Linked DNA regions of Mus musculus: region 2 is linked to region 1. Evidence: chromatin contacts called from ENCODE Hi-C or POLR2A ChIA-PET data. All regions are on one chromosome and are shown on one strand. The core of a region is the stretch at or near the end of the contact, and the rest is flanking DNA. Distances in the headings are between cores, read along the strand shown.

What was found. Hi-C counts contacts between places; a loop is a spot of excess contacts on that map. ChIA-PET counts read pairs that join two places held with the same protein, here RNA polymerase II (POLR2A).
Region 2: a loop to region 1 is called in a map of left cerebral cortex, with 6 times the contacts of the local background. The contact joins the promoter of Zfp61 here to the promoter of Zfp108 in region 1. A Hi-C loop is called at or near these places in 1 of 37 maps with a recorded cell type or tissue (left cerebral cortex). POLR2A ChIA-PET finds 5 or more read pairs at or near these places in 3 of 5 experiments (Patski and embryonic stem cell).

Annotation. Positions count from the first base shown.
Region 1 is chr7:24,253,543-24,259,665 of GRCm38, reverse strand. Zfp108 (zinc finger protein 108) reads right to left here and starts at 4,872. Exons shown (of 4, transcript NM_018791.2): 1 at 4,744-4,872; 2 at 3,776-3,833; 3 at 1,087-1,213. The coding sequence starts at 3,790.
Region 2 is chr7:24,295,136-24,301,096 of GRCm38, reverse strand. Zfp61 (zinc finger protein 61) reads left to right here and starts at 1,548. Exons shown (of 7, transcript NM_009561.2): 1 at 1,548-1,904; 2 at 2,722-2,823; 3 at 3,359-3,524; 4 at 5,073-5,118. The coding sequence starts at 5,116.

The sequences.
Region 1 (6,123 bases), core at 3,623-6,122:
AAACACTCAAAACAAGGTTGCTGATGAGGGAAAGGCTTGGGTGGGTGGGGTGCAGAATGCAAGGGCAGAGGCGAGTGGGTGTTATGGGAAATAATAAAAAAGGCTCCCACCAACTCTATCTAGTACTGGTACTGGTGGGCCACAACACTATATCCCAGTGGGGTCCCGCTCGGCGTGTTCTCACTGCTGAGCTACCCTCTCCCAGCTAGTGACTTCATCTTGCTTTTACACAACGCCCCCCACACCCCACGATCAGCCATGTCAACACCTGGTTACCTGGTAGAAACATGACTCTTAAAGCTTAATTATCCAATCAGATCTATATAACAACAAGATCACAATTTACAAGATGCCAATACAATAATTTCTGAGTCAATTAATAAAGATAAAGCTTTAGCCCAATTATTCTATCCTTGTGTGTCAAACACCTGCTCTCCGACCTAAGATCATCAGGCTCACAAAGGGGCAGGGGAAAGGGCTCGAAAAGAAGGGAGATCTCAGCTGCTAACTGAAGGCATCAGCTGTCCTGAAGGAATAGCAAAATCACAACAGTATCTGACGGGTCCCCCAAGGAAACTAGAAAATGACCTGAGAAAAAAATTATCAGGATGGAAAATGACGAAGGCGAGCTGGACATGTGGTGTGCAACACAGAGAGAGAGGGGGGGGAGGGGGAGGAGAGAGAGAGAGAGAGAGAGAAAGAGAGAGATAGAGAGAGAGAAAGAGAGAGAGAGAGAGAGAGAGAAAGAGAAAGGGGGAGGGGGAGGAGAGAGAGAGAGGTTGGAGAGACAACTCAGTGATTCAGAGTGCTGGCTGTTCTTCCAGAGGACCCAGATTGGGGTTGCAGCACCCACATACTGGCTTACAACCATCTGTTATGCTAGGTCCAGGATATCTAGTACCCTCTTCTTGCCTCTGTGAACACCACAAATGAATATGATGCACAGACATACAAACAGACAATACACTCAAGTATACATATAAAAAAACCCAAAAGAAATAAACCTAAAATGAAAGCAGTAGAGTGTAATTAAGACACAGGATGTGAACTTCTAACATCACCAAGGACACAGGGCCCCGTCCTCACCCACTGCCAGGAGGTTCCTGAAGTTCTCCAGCATCACATCGTGGTACAGCTTCCTCTGAGCAGCGTCCAGCAGCCCCAGCTCCTCCTTGCTGAAGACCACGGCCACGTCCCTGAATGTCACTGCCTCCTGTGACAGCAAGCACATGCCACCTCACTTTCACACCCCATTTTACTAGGACCTGAGCAACTGTTTATACAGAGCCTGTTGTCCCAGTTACAGCTTCTATTGCTGAGACAAATCACTGTGACCAAAAGGCAAGTTGAGAAGAAAAAGTTTATTTATTAGGCTTACACTTCCATATTCCTGTTCATTAATGAAGGAAGTCAGGATGGGAACTCAAGCAGGGCTGGACCACAGAGGCAGGAGCTGATGCAGAGGCCATGCATGTGTGCTGTTTACTGGAATGTTCATCATGGCTTACCCAGTCTGCTTTCTTATAGAACCTCGCACATAAACTGGGTGATAGTGGTGCACACCTTTAATCTCAGGACTTGGGAGGCAGAGGTGGGTGGATCTCTGTGGCTTCTAGGCCAGCCTGGTCTACAGAGTGTTACAGAACAGTCAGGCTACACAGAGAAACCATATCTAAACAAACAAACAAACAAACAAACAAACCAACCAACCAACCAAAAGAAGATACCTCCATTAGGACCAGCTTTAAGGCATTTTCTTAATTTTGATTAATGAGGGAGGGCCCAGCCCATTGTGGATGGTGCCATCCTCGAGTTGGTGATCATGGGTTCTATAAGAAAGCAGGCTGAGGAAGCCATGGGGAGCAAGGCAGCAAGTAGCACACGTGCATGGCTTCTGCATCAGCTCCTGCCTCTAGGTTCCTTCTCTGAGTTCTTGTCCTGACTTCCTTCAATGATGAACAACAATACGGAAGTGTGAGCCTAATAATAATCTCCTTCCTCCCCAACTTGCTTCCTGGTCATGGCTTTTTGTTGCATCAATAGAAACCCTAACTAAGACAGGCAGTGGTAGCACATGGCTTTAATCCCAGCACTCTTAAGGCAGAGGCATGATAATCTCTGAGTTCAAGGCCAGCCTAGTCTACAGAGTGAATGCCAACATAGATAGGGCTACACTGGGAAAGTCTGCCTCAAGGGTGGAGGAAAAGAAAGAAATAAAAAACCCTGACTAAGACACAGGCCTTCAGGAACCTTCTAGAACAGACAACCAGCTCATTCTGTGTGCTCAGGAACACACTCCTGTCAACAGTAGTCTCATTTAGGGTCAGGGGTGAGAGCACAGGCTCTGCAAGCCTTATGAACCCTGGTTCACACTTCAAGGCTCTGGCCTGAGGAGCTTAGGCTAACTTCTCCGTGCCTCAGTTTCCCCATCTGTGTAACAGTACCTCCATCACAGTATCCCTGAAGGGATGAATTTAAAATGAACCGTCCACATTGACACAATAAATATAGAACAAAATTTAATTCAGTAAGTGAAAGTTTCAGACAAGCTGCTATTTTTAATCACTTGCTAAAGTACCCAAGATTTTTAAAGTGTCCAGTTTAGGCCAGAATACAGAGAATCAGGGATACTTACTGCCTACAAATTAACAGAGAATATAGCCACTATTGTTGAAAAACAAGCATTTACTCCCTGGAACTGATGGCCCTGGGGAGCTGGGGAGCTGGGTACCACCATGGGAAGCACTCCCTTTTGCATTAGTGTTTCAGGTTCCTGAATCATGCCCCTGGGTGCTCAGCGTTGTATAATACATGCACTGTCTTTCTAGGCTGCTGGGGAGTCTCTATCAGAGCACACGGCTCATTCGATCCCAGCTTGTCTGTACACGTGTCTGTGAGTCTGTCCTTCCTTCATTCCTTCATCATCTGAATTGGATCAACCACAGAAGCCGTGCAGTTGGTGGCAGCCAGACGCTCCCTGGTTGTTCAGGAAATGAATGCACAGGACGCCCCGTGCAGGAAATATGAATGAACACTTTTCTGTGTGCATGTATGTGTGCACGCATGAATAGGCTACAATCCAACTTCTGGTGTCCTTCCTCAGGTGCTGTCTAGGGTAGTTTGTTTGTTTTTAGGACAGGGTCCTCCAGTGTCCTAGAACTTGCCAATTAGGCTAGGATGGCTGCCACTGAGCACCAGGACAGAGCAGCCTGTCCCAGAGTCCCCAAACCAAGAGATGCTACTTCAACAAGATTGAAGAAGAGAGACTCCTGAAAGCTGTCCTCTGAAGTCTACATCATGTCTTGACATGCTCACAAAGCACAAACCCAATACTAATGAAAAATTATTAAATGAAAAAAATCATAAACACGAGTATGAAGAACTCATACTTAATTGTAAAATAAAATTAGGCCAGAAGAGGGCGTTGGACATCCTCTAATTACATATAATTGGAGTTACGGGCAGTTGTAAGCTATCAGGTGTGAGTGCTGGGAACCAAACTGAGCCAGTGCTCTTAACTACTGAGCCATCTCTGCAGCCCACTTTTTCAAATTCTTTTTACTCATCCTTGTACACTTTCCCATGTGCAGTGCACTTTGAGCACATGTCCCACTGTCCTCTCTTATCCCTCCTCCTTCCAGACCTTTCTTCTCAGCAACTTCCCCTCTTCCTTCATGCAGTTCAGAGAGGCTCTGTGTAGAGCACTTGCCCGCCATGCAGGAGTCCTGTTTTCAATCCCTACCACTGTGGGGATGGGGGAAGCAACCCGACTTACCTGTAACTTGGTCATTGTTCTCTTCTCTTTGAGACAAGGCAGGGCTCTGGGAAGCAAGCTGGGGAAGAGAGGCTTCGTGAGAACACTGCTAGGACAGTTGGTCCACGTGGCTTCCTCAGCTTCTCCATCAGCCCCAAGGGCTGTGCGCGCTGACCAGGCTTTTCTGCCTACTTCCTACTAAGCCTCCGGGTTACCAGACTCACTCACCACATTCTCTATTTCTGGAAGCTTCAGGGGTGCTGGGCACTCTTACCTTCACAAGGCTGCCTGTGGTGATGGGTTTCCCAGAAAACACAAATGTTTAAGCAGCCCCAGAAGTCTGATGCATGCTGTGTCATGACTGACCACCAGCCTCAGAAGGGTCTGTCAATTGTGACAGCTATCTTACATGTTATTGTTTCCATACATGGGAGTGAAGTTAAACCTCTCTGTATCCTGCTCTAAAAGGCTTCATAATTAGCAAACATTATTGACCTGCCAGAGCCTCCAGAGTCTCTTTTTCCACATGCACGAAGATAATGACCAATAGAAATCTAAGCCCTGCAAGATGGCTTAGTGGGTAGAAGTGACTTCAGCTGAGCCTGATGGGGCGAGTTCGAGTCCCTGAACACCACACGGTGCAAGGAAAGACCTGACTCTCACAAGTTGTCTTCTGACCTCCATACATAAGCTGTGACACAACCCTCCCCTCTTAAATAAATAAATGCAAAACCAAACCAAATCAAAACAAAAACACATAAAAGTAAGAGTTGCCACTTAAGGCTTTATGACACTGGCCATCTGTCACCACAGCTTCTCTGCCAGGCTCCAGTGGGAAGCTAGACTCTCCCGGGGTTCCACCAGCAGCTGAGATGGGTCCAGGAATCAGGGCAGGAGGCCTCAGGCAGAACCCAGTTAAAAAGGACGGGTCGCTGCCACAGCTGCCCCGCTTTTCCCCGGAATGCAAACTCGTCTCTGAGAGGACACACCGGAATGCAAACTCGTCTCTGAGAGGACACACCGGAATGCAAACTCGTCCCTGAGAGGACACACCGGGGCACAGCGCACAGAAGGCCTGCGGGATGCTCCAAGCTCTCACCTCACTGGAAGGAAGCACTGCCAGGCAGCCTAGCCTTCTGGAGCTGAAGCAAACTTAGCTGCTAATGGCTCCAGAACTACAATTCCCAGAATGCCTCGGCGGAAGTTCATCGGTCTGGAGCTTTTTCTGGGACTACATTTCCCAGAACGAGAAGGTTCCAAGCTATTTTAACTAGAGTGAGGTCGGTGGAAATTGCTTTTTGGGAAATGTAAAAGTACCACTCTCGCTTAGAAAGGAAGTTGTGGGTCCAGACAAAATCAACAGTCTTTAGTCATATTTGGCCTTGTTTCGTTGAGAAATTTAAAATTGACCTTTATAGTGACTACCAGCTAAGTCCCATGGTTTAGAAATCTCAAAGGGTAGGTCTCTGTCTTGGCTGTAGGAAGGTGCAGTAACAGGACCAGAGGGCATAACTATCCTGGCTCCAGTTTTCAACCCTTTAGCCAGGGGGCTTATGGGGAACAGGGTCTCAAGTTTTGCCAACTTCTGGATAGAAAATTCTGTTCCTGAGTCAGATTAGCATAGGTAAGCTCTGGATGCCCTAGTGAGTTCGGTTAACATTCTGTCTAAGCTCCACCATACAGTTACCTGGCAACACCTAGGTATGCTCCTCCCCACAATTATCTGGCAACAGCCTGGTAGGCGGATCCACTATAAAAGTGGTTGCTTGCCCTCTCCTCTTTCTTTTGTCCTCTTGTTCTTTTGCTCTTCCCGTCTTGCTCCTGCTCTGTCCCCTCATACCTTCCCCCCTCTTTCTCCACGTGCTCATGGCCAGCCTCTACTCTTCTCCTCTACTTCTCTCTCCCATTCTCTGCCCTACTACCCTCTAAACTCCCCTCCCCAAGCCCTGAATAAACTCTATTCTATACTATACCATCGTGTGGCTGGTTCCACAGTGGGAAGGGATGTCTTGGCATGGGCCTGTTGAGGCACCCGCTTCCCCCATACCTCACCACACCCCTATAGAACGTATCCACCCCACCCCACCCCCATTTATCATTTTATAAACATATCAAGTTCTACTTCCCAGTCTGCATAAGGAGGGAAGAGGGTCCTAGGATTTGAGTATAATGGGGTGGTGGGTCTTACAGTTTGGTTTGCAGGTAAGTTCTATTTTAATGTAGGGGTCCCTGTCTGTCTTCCATCCTATCCCCTAATTTTCACATTCTCAGTGGTGGCAATAGAAAGTCCCTGGAAGGTTGCAAGTGGAACTTAAATCAGCAGGGCAGGTGCTACATCTACTCCAGTAGTGACACGTGCAACTGGCCCC
Region 2 (5,961 bases), core at 299-2,798, 45 kb before region 1:
AACAAAGCCAGTTTTGGCGGAGAAGGGGCCGGGGGCGGGGCCGGGGCGGAGCTAGTAGAAGCGAAGGGGCGGGGTAGAGGAGAAGGCAGTAGGGACAGAAGGAACTCTGAGACAGCTGAGCCAGGAGAAGCTGAGCTGAGTAGACAGGCAGAGCCGATGTTATAGCTTGGAGCGGTTAGAATGGGGAAAGCCGGAGAAGGACTGTTTACGCTGTTGGAAAACTGAGGGAGGAGTGGCCGGGAGAAATGTTTGAAGGGGCCTGGGCTGGAAACTGGAAGGAGGGAGTTAAGAGAATGGGTTATGCTGTGAAACAGCCAGCCATTTACATCTAGAATTACTACTACGTTGATCAATGGTAATATATTTAACTTTTCTAAGAGCAACTTTAAAAAATACACAGCTGTCCGCTTTGTATTCTTGCCATCAACATGCGATAGTTCAGTTCTCACATGTTATCATTTTCCCCCCACAAGGTAATTTGCCTATATCCATTTCTTTAAAAAAAATTCTAAAGATAAACATGTCCATGTTTGCTACTCTTATTTCTATTGAAATTGCTGAACCATGTTTGAATCTTCACTCCTTTTAAAAAGTTGGCTCTTGTGCTGGGGTTTATGAGTTTTCAAGGGCTGGCAAGGTGGCTCAGCAGGTAAACACTCCTGTTGCCCAGCCTGACAACCTGAGTTGGGTCCCCTGCACCCACATAGTGACTGCAAGGAGATTTACTCCTGTACGCTGTCCTATGACTTCCTCATTTGCGCTGTAACTGTGAGACCCCGAGCGTTCCCCCAAGCCCGTTTTCCCCGATCTCTGGGGATACAGCCAGAAAGAAGCTCTTTGTTCTCTATAGCCAGCAAAAAGCTTTTTTTTTTTTTTTTTTTTTTTTTTTCTGTGCCTTACAACCAGAGATGCGATAATTGTAGGAAGACCTAGCCAGGCCCTTGCTTGGCTCCCTGTGCCAAGGACACGGAGATAGACACAGGAGAGGAGCTATAGCTCACTCCCCCACCTCGCCAGAGAAGAACTGTTGCCAACTCTCCTCCCAACTCCTCCCAATTCCTCACTTTTCCTTTAAAAGACCCCCCCCCTACTGTTACCTCTGGGGGCCGAACTCCCCTGCCCTGCGCGGTCCTCAGCTAGCTGACAATAAAGCCTCTTGTGGTTTTGCATCAGGTGTGGTTTTATTGGGGTGCCAGCTCATCCCGGGACTTGAGCGGAGGTCTCCCCAGTTTCGGGGGTCTCACATAACATGCACGCACGCTCCCCACGCATGCATGAACACACCAATAAATGATTTATTTTATTTATTTATTTATTTTAGTATTTTGGAAAGTTTATTTATTCACTCACTTATTTATTTATTTATTTATTTATTTATGGATGTTTTCTCTGCATGTTTTGTCTGTGTACCTTGTACATGCAGTGCTCGAGGACGCCACGAGAGAGCGACGGGTCCTCCGGAGCTGGAGCAACTACGGTTTTGAGCTCCGCAGTTAGTAGCGCTCTCCGCACCACGTCATCTCTCCAGCGCCAAAGCCTATACGTCCTAAGGCAGACATCCTCCAATGTAAAGACGTTGCTGTCCAAGACTTTCTTAGGGAGTATGGGAAATGAAAAACAACAGGGAAATCCAATACGGGAGGATGGTGCTCCTCCCCTAGCTTCGGGACCGGCCACCCGCGCCTCTGCATCCTCACTTCCGTTACCACTGAGGGAGCCGAGCGTCACGCACGGTTTCTCCACGCGGAATTCTGGGAACTCGTCGGCTTCAGGCTAGCCTGTAGCCATCTGTCCCCCTGGATTTGAGTTATTTTAGCCAGGAACCTCCAGAATGACCCGCTAGATGCTTCTGAGATCGACAGCAATTGCGTCTCGGGTGAAAAGGAAGGAGCGAGGTTTGAAAGGTAAGGAGCAGCGGCGAGCTCCGGAGGGAGCGTCCTGGTGCCTGCAGGCCCTCGGCGCGAGCGGCTTCTGCAGTGCCCCCGCCCCGCCCCGTCCCCGCAGCCCCCTCTCCCTGCCTGCAGCCCTCTCTCTCCCATTCCGCAGCTCCCCTCCCCTCCTGCCCGCAGCCCTCTCCTGCCTTCAATCTCCTTCTCTGGTCCTGCAGCCCTTTCTTGCAACCCACTCTCCCTGCCCTCAGACCCCCTCTTCCGGCCCGCAGCAGCCCTCCCGCCTGCAGCAGCCCTCCCCTTCTGCAGTTTCCCTCTCCCCTCGTTACCCCCCTCCCTCCCTGCAGCCCTCTTTTCCTCTCTGAAGCCCCCTCTCCCTTCCTGTAGTCCCCCTCACTCCTGCAGCCACCTCCCTCCTGCAGCCCCCCTCTCCGCCTGCGGCCACCGCTCCCCTTCTGCAGCTCCCTCCCTGCTCCCGCGGCGCCCACCTTCTCCACCCCCTAGTCGGCTCTGCTTCTGCCCCTGCCGCACTAGCAGATCTCTCTGTGCATATCTTGGGTGTTCTGCAAAAGACAGACATTAGACCTTCCTAGTAGCATACTTGGAGAGAAAAAAAAAAAAAAAAGGATGGTGAAACACTCAAAACTGCCTGGCATGCAGGTCTCATGGAGAGACCATAGTAATACTTCATCCAGTTCTTGGCCGTCACAGTTGTGACCCATCTATGACCTTTAGAGGAAGGAGCTGGCTGCTTGCAGCAGGTACTGGGGCAGGAACTGTGAGATGTAATGTAGGGAATTTTATAATTTTACAATTTTTGGTTTCCCTGCAGCCCTGACTTCCCAAAAAGCAGTGCTGGAAGCCATAAGTGACTAAGATTGGCTGACGCTGGAGGATGTGTGGGTCGTACACCTGGGATTAACTTTTATTAGAGGTGAGTCTATACAGAGTGTTGTGCCCAGATGGCAGAAACCCCGAAGAGACCACCAGGCACCACAACTCGGAAGCAAGCACACGAACATCCTTGTCCTACTTTGAACTTGGGCCACAGACCTTCCCGATGGGACAGGAAGGAGAGTGACCCCCAGCACTAGGTGAAGGGATGGATAAAGGAAAAAAAAAAAACCCACAAGCGGGGGTTTCTAAGCCTTGGCACTGCATGAGAGGGTAAAAGAGTTTTCTTTCCAAGAACCCAAGGGTGGGGGCCATATCCCAGGCTAGCCTCTGACAATAGGCTGTTCAAACCCACATTTTACTGGTCCAAGCTCCCAGAGGAAGCCAGCCAGTATCATGAATATAGGTTAGCACTGGCTTGCAGGGATCTTGAGAGCGGGCTTTGTACATTTATTGAGACCTGTGTGTGTGTACGTGTGTGTGTACATGTGTGTGTGTGTACATGTATGGACGCCGGATGTCAACCTCGGGTTCCCAGGAACCATCCACTGTTTTTCTGTTTAATATTTATGTAGGGGTGGAAAACGTGAGTTGCGGTGTGGGTGTGGCGATTAGAAGACCACGCTGGGGAGATGCTGCCCATCTACCATCCTGTGTATCCTGAGGACCAAACTCGGGCTTGGTGGTAAAAGCTTTTATCCACCAAATCCTCCCTCGTGGACTTCGAGATTGCCTAATTAGGTGAGGCCAGCTGACCAAGAAGCAGGAGAGATGCCATTATCTGCCTTCGCAGAACTGGCTTTATAGATCTGTGTGTGCCACTGGCATGCAGCCCCCTCCTCCCCAACCCCTGACTTTTCAAGTAAAATGTGCCCTTGGGATGAAACGCAGGTCTTTGTGCTTTGCCCAGCAAGCTCTTTACCAACTAAGCCATCTCCCCAGTCCCTGGTATTAGGTTTTTAAAAAAAGTTGTTTTCACCAATTCTTTTTTTTTTTTTAACTTTTTTTCCCCCAAAGATTTATTTATTATTATATGCAAGTACACTGTAGTTGTCTTCAGACTCACCAGAAGAGGGTGTCAGATCTCATTATGGGTGGTTGTGAGCCACCATGTGGTTGCTGGGATTTGAACTGAGGACCTTCGGAAGAGCAGTCAGTGCTCTTACCCATTGAGCCATCTCACCAGCCCTGTTTTCACCAATTCTGGTATTTCCAAATAACTTTTTTTTTTTTTTAACATTATAGACATGGAGATGTCTAAAATTACAGATCATGTTAAAAAAAAAAAAACAGAACTGTTACAACTTTAGTATGCAACTGGAACAATGGCTCTTTTAGTTTGGTTCTGTCAGGTTTTCTTGGGTAAGTTTCTTTTAAATGGCAGCTGTGTTCCTTGGACTGGGCTGTCCCATGCAGCAGTTTAGAAACTCACCGTGAACCAGCAGAGAGAATTTCCTCTCCTGGGACAGTACCCAGGCTCAAACCCTGCCCATCTAACTGAGAACTCCTGCACGTACACCCCAAACCCTGCCCATCTAACTGAGAACTCCTGCACGTACACCCCAAACCCTGCCCATCTAACTGAGAACTCCTGCACGTACACCCCAAACCCTGCCCATCTAACTGAGAACTCCTGCACGTACACCCCTGCAGTCTGCATCCCAGGTGACTCCCACACAGGTCACATGTAAACAGTTCAGGGAAGGGTCTCATCTCAAAATTCAGGCTCAGAAGGGTCACCATGCTGCCTGGCACAGATAAAATGGTGTGGGGTACCCTGTACTCACAGCACTGTGATCCCCCCCTCCCCCCGACCACCACTACCTTGCTTAATGAATATTGTCAACAGTCACAGCTGCTAAAAATCCCAAGCAACGTGAGGCAATGGTGTGTTCCCGACATGCTCCTTGTAGGCTCCCGAGAGTGGATGTATTGCTTTGCGTGTACTAGTGTACTCCCTCCCATCAGGAGTGGGACGCCCACCCAGTACCCATTACAGTGAATTAGCATTAGATGCTATTTCCACGTTTACCATCCTCACCATTATCGCCACTGGAAGTTTAAAACGTTGAGAAAATTGCAAAAAATTAGTACAAGGAGATCTGGTCTGCTGTGCTTGGGCACAGTGTTCTGTGACGAGCTCCTATGTGGAGTTCCTATCGTCCACGCCACCGTTGTCATCCTCTGACCGTAGGCCGCAAGGAACACGCACCCGACTATCTGACAAGGGTCAGCCGCGTGGTCAGTGGCACTGACGAGACTTCTCCTTTCCCATTTCTGTCTTTTCAGGTCTGCACCTCCTGGAAGGAAGGGTAAAAAAGTGAGCGGGCCCATGGTAAGTAGAGCTCGCCCTATTTGTTGTCAGAATGTAACGGGGTCCTCTCAAGCTAGAGGATTGTTCTCCTGTAAGGAGACTCAACGCATTCGAGAGCTGACAAGGTGGCTCAGGGGTTAAGGTGCATGCCTCCAGGCCTGATGACCTAAGTCTGATCCCCAAGATCTACATGGTGGACGAAGAGAACCAACCTCCACAAGTTATCCGCCGTCTTTTACACAAGCACTGTCACACACACATGTGCACACGAGAGCGCACACAGGCAATGAGTAAGTGTGATTTTAAAAATAGGTTGTATGAAAGCACTTGATGTCTTGAGGATATGCCAGGTGCTTGTTTGTCCCTGTAAGTTTAACTGTCCTCCACCTCTTCAGGGCCACTGTGCCTCTAGAGACATTGGTATTGACTTATCTTTTAGGGAGACACAATCAGACATCTGTTTACCCCAAGTAGGGGATCCACAACAGACTCAAGTAACAGTGCCACCCGAAGCCACATTGGTGAATTGGTGGGTCTATTGGGGTTACTCCCAGGAGCAGGATGACTGCAAGGCAGCTGCGTCATGGAAGGGTTTCCCAGAACTTTATGTACGCCTTGCAGACATCTCAATAGGTAGGAGAGGCTCTTCTAGGAAACTCTGTTGACCTGAGTCCCCTAAGCAGTTCTTACTGCTCATATAACTCTATGGCCAGAGGAACCTTGGGCATCTGGTCAGTTTCAGGGAGTTCCTGGGACTAATGAGTTGTATAATCGCAGAATCTCAAGGAGCCTCCTTTTAGAATTTCTTGAGTCTTTACAAGCTTACCCCCCATCTCCCTCAAGAGAAACTATTTTAACTAGGAC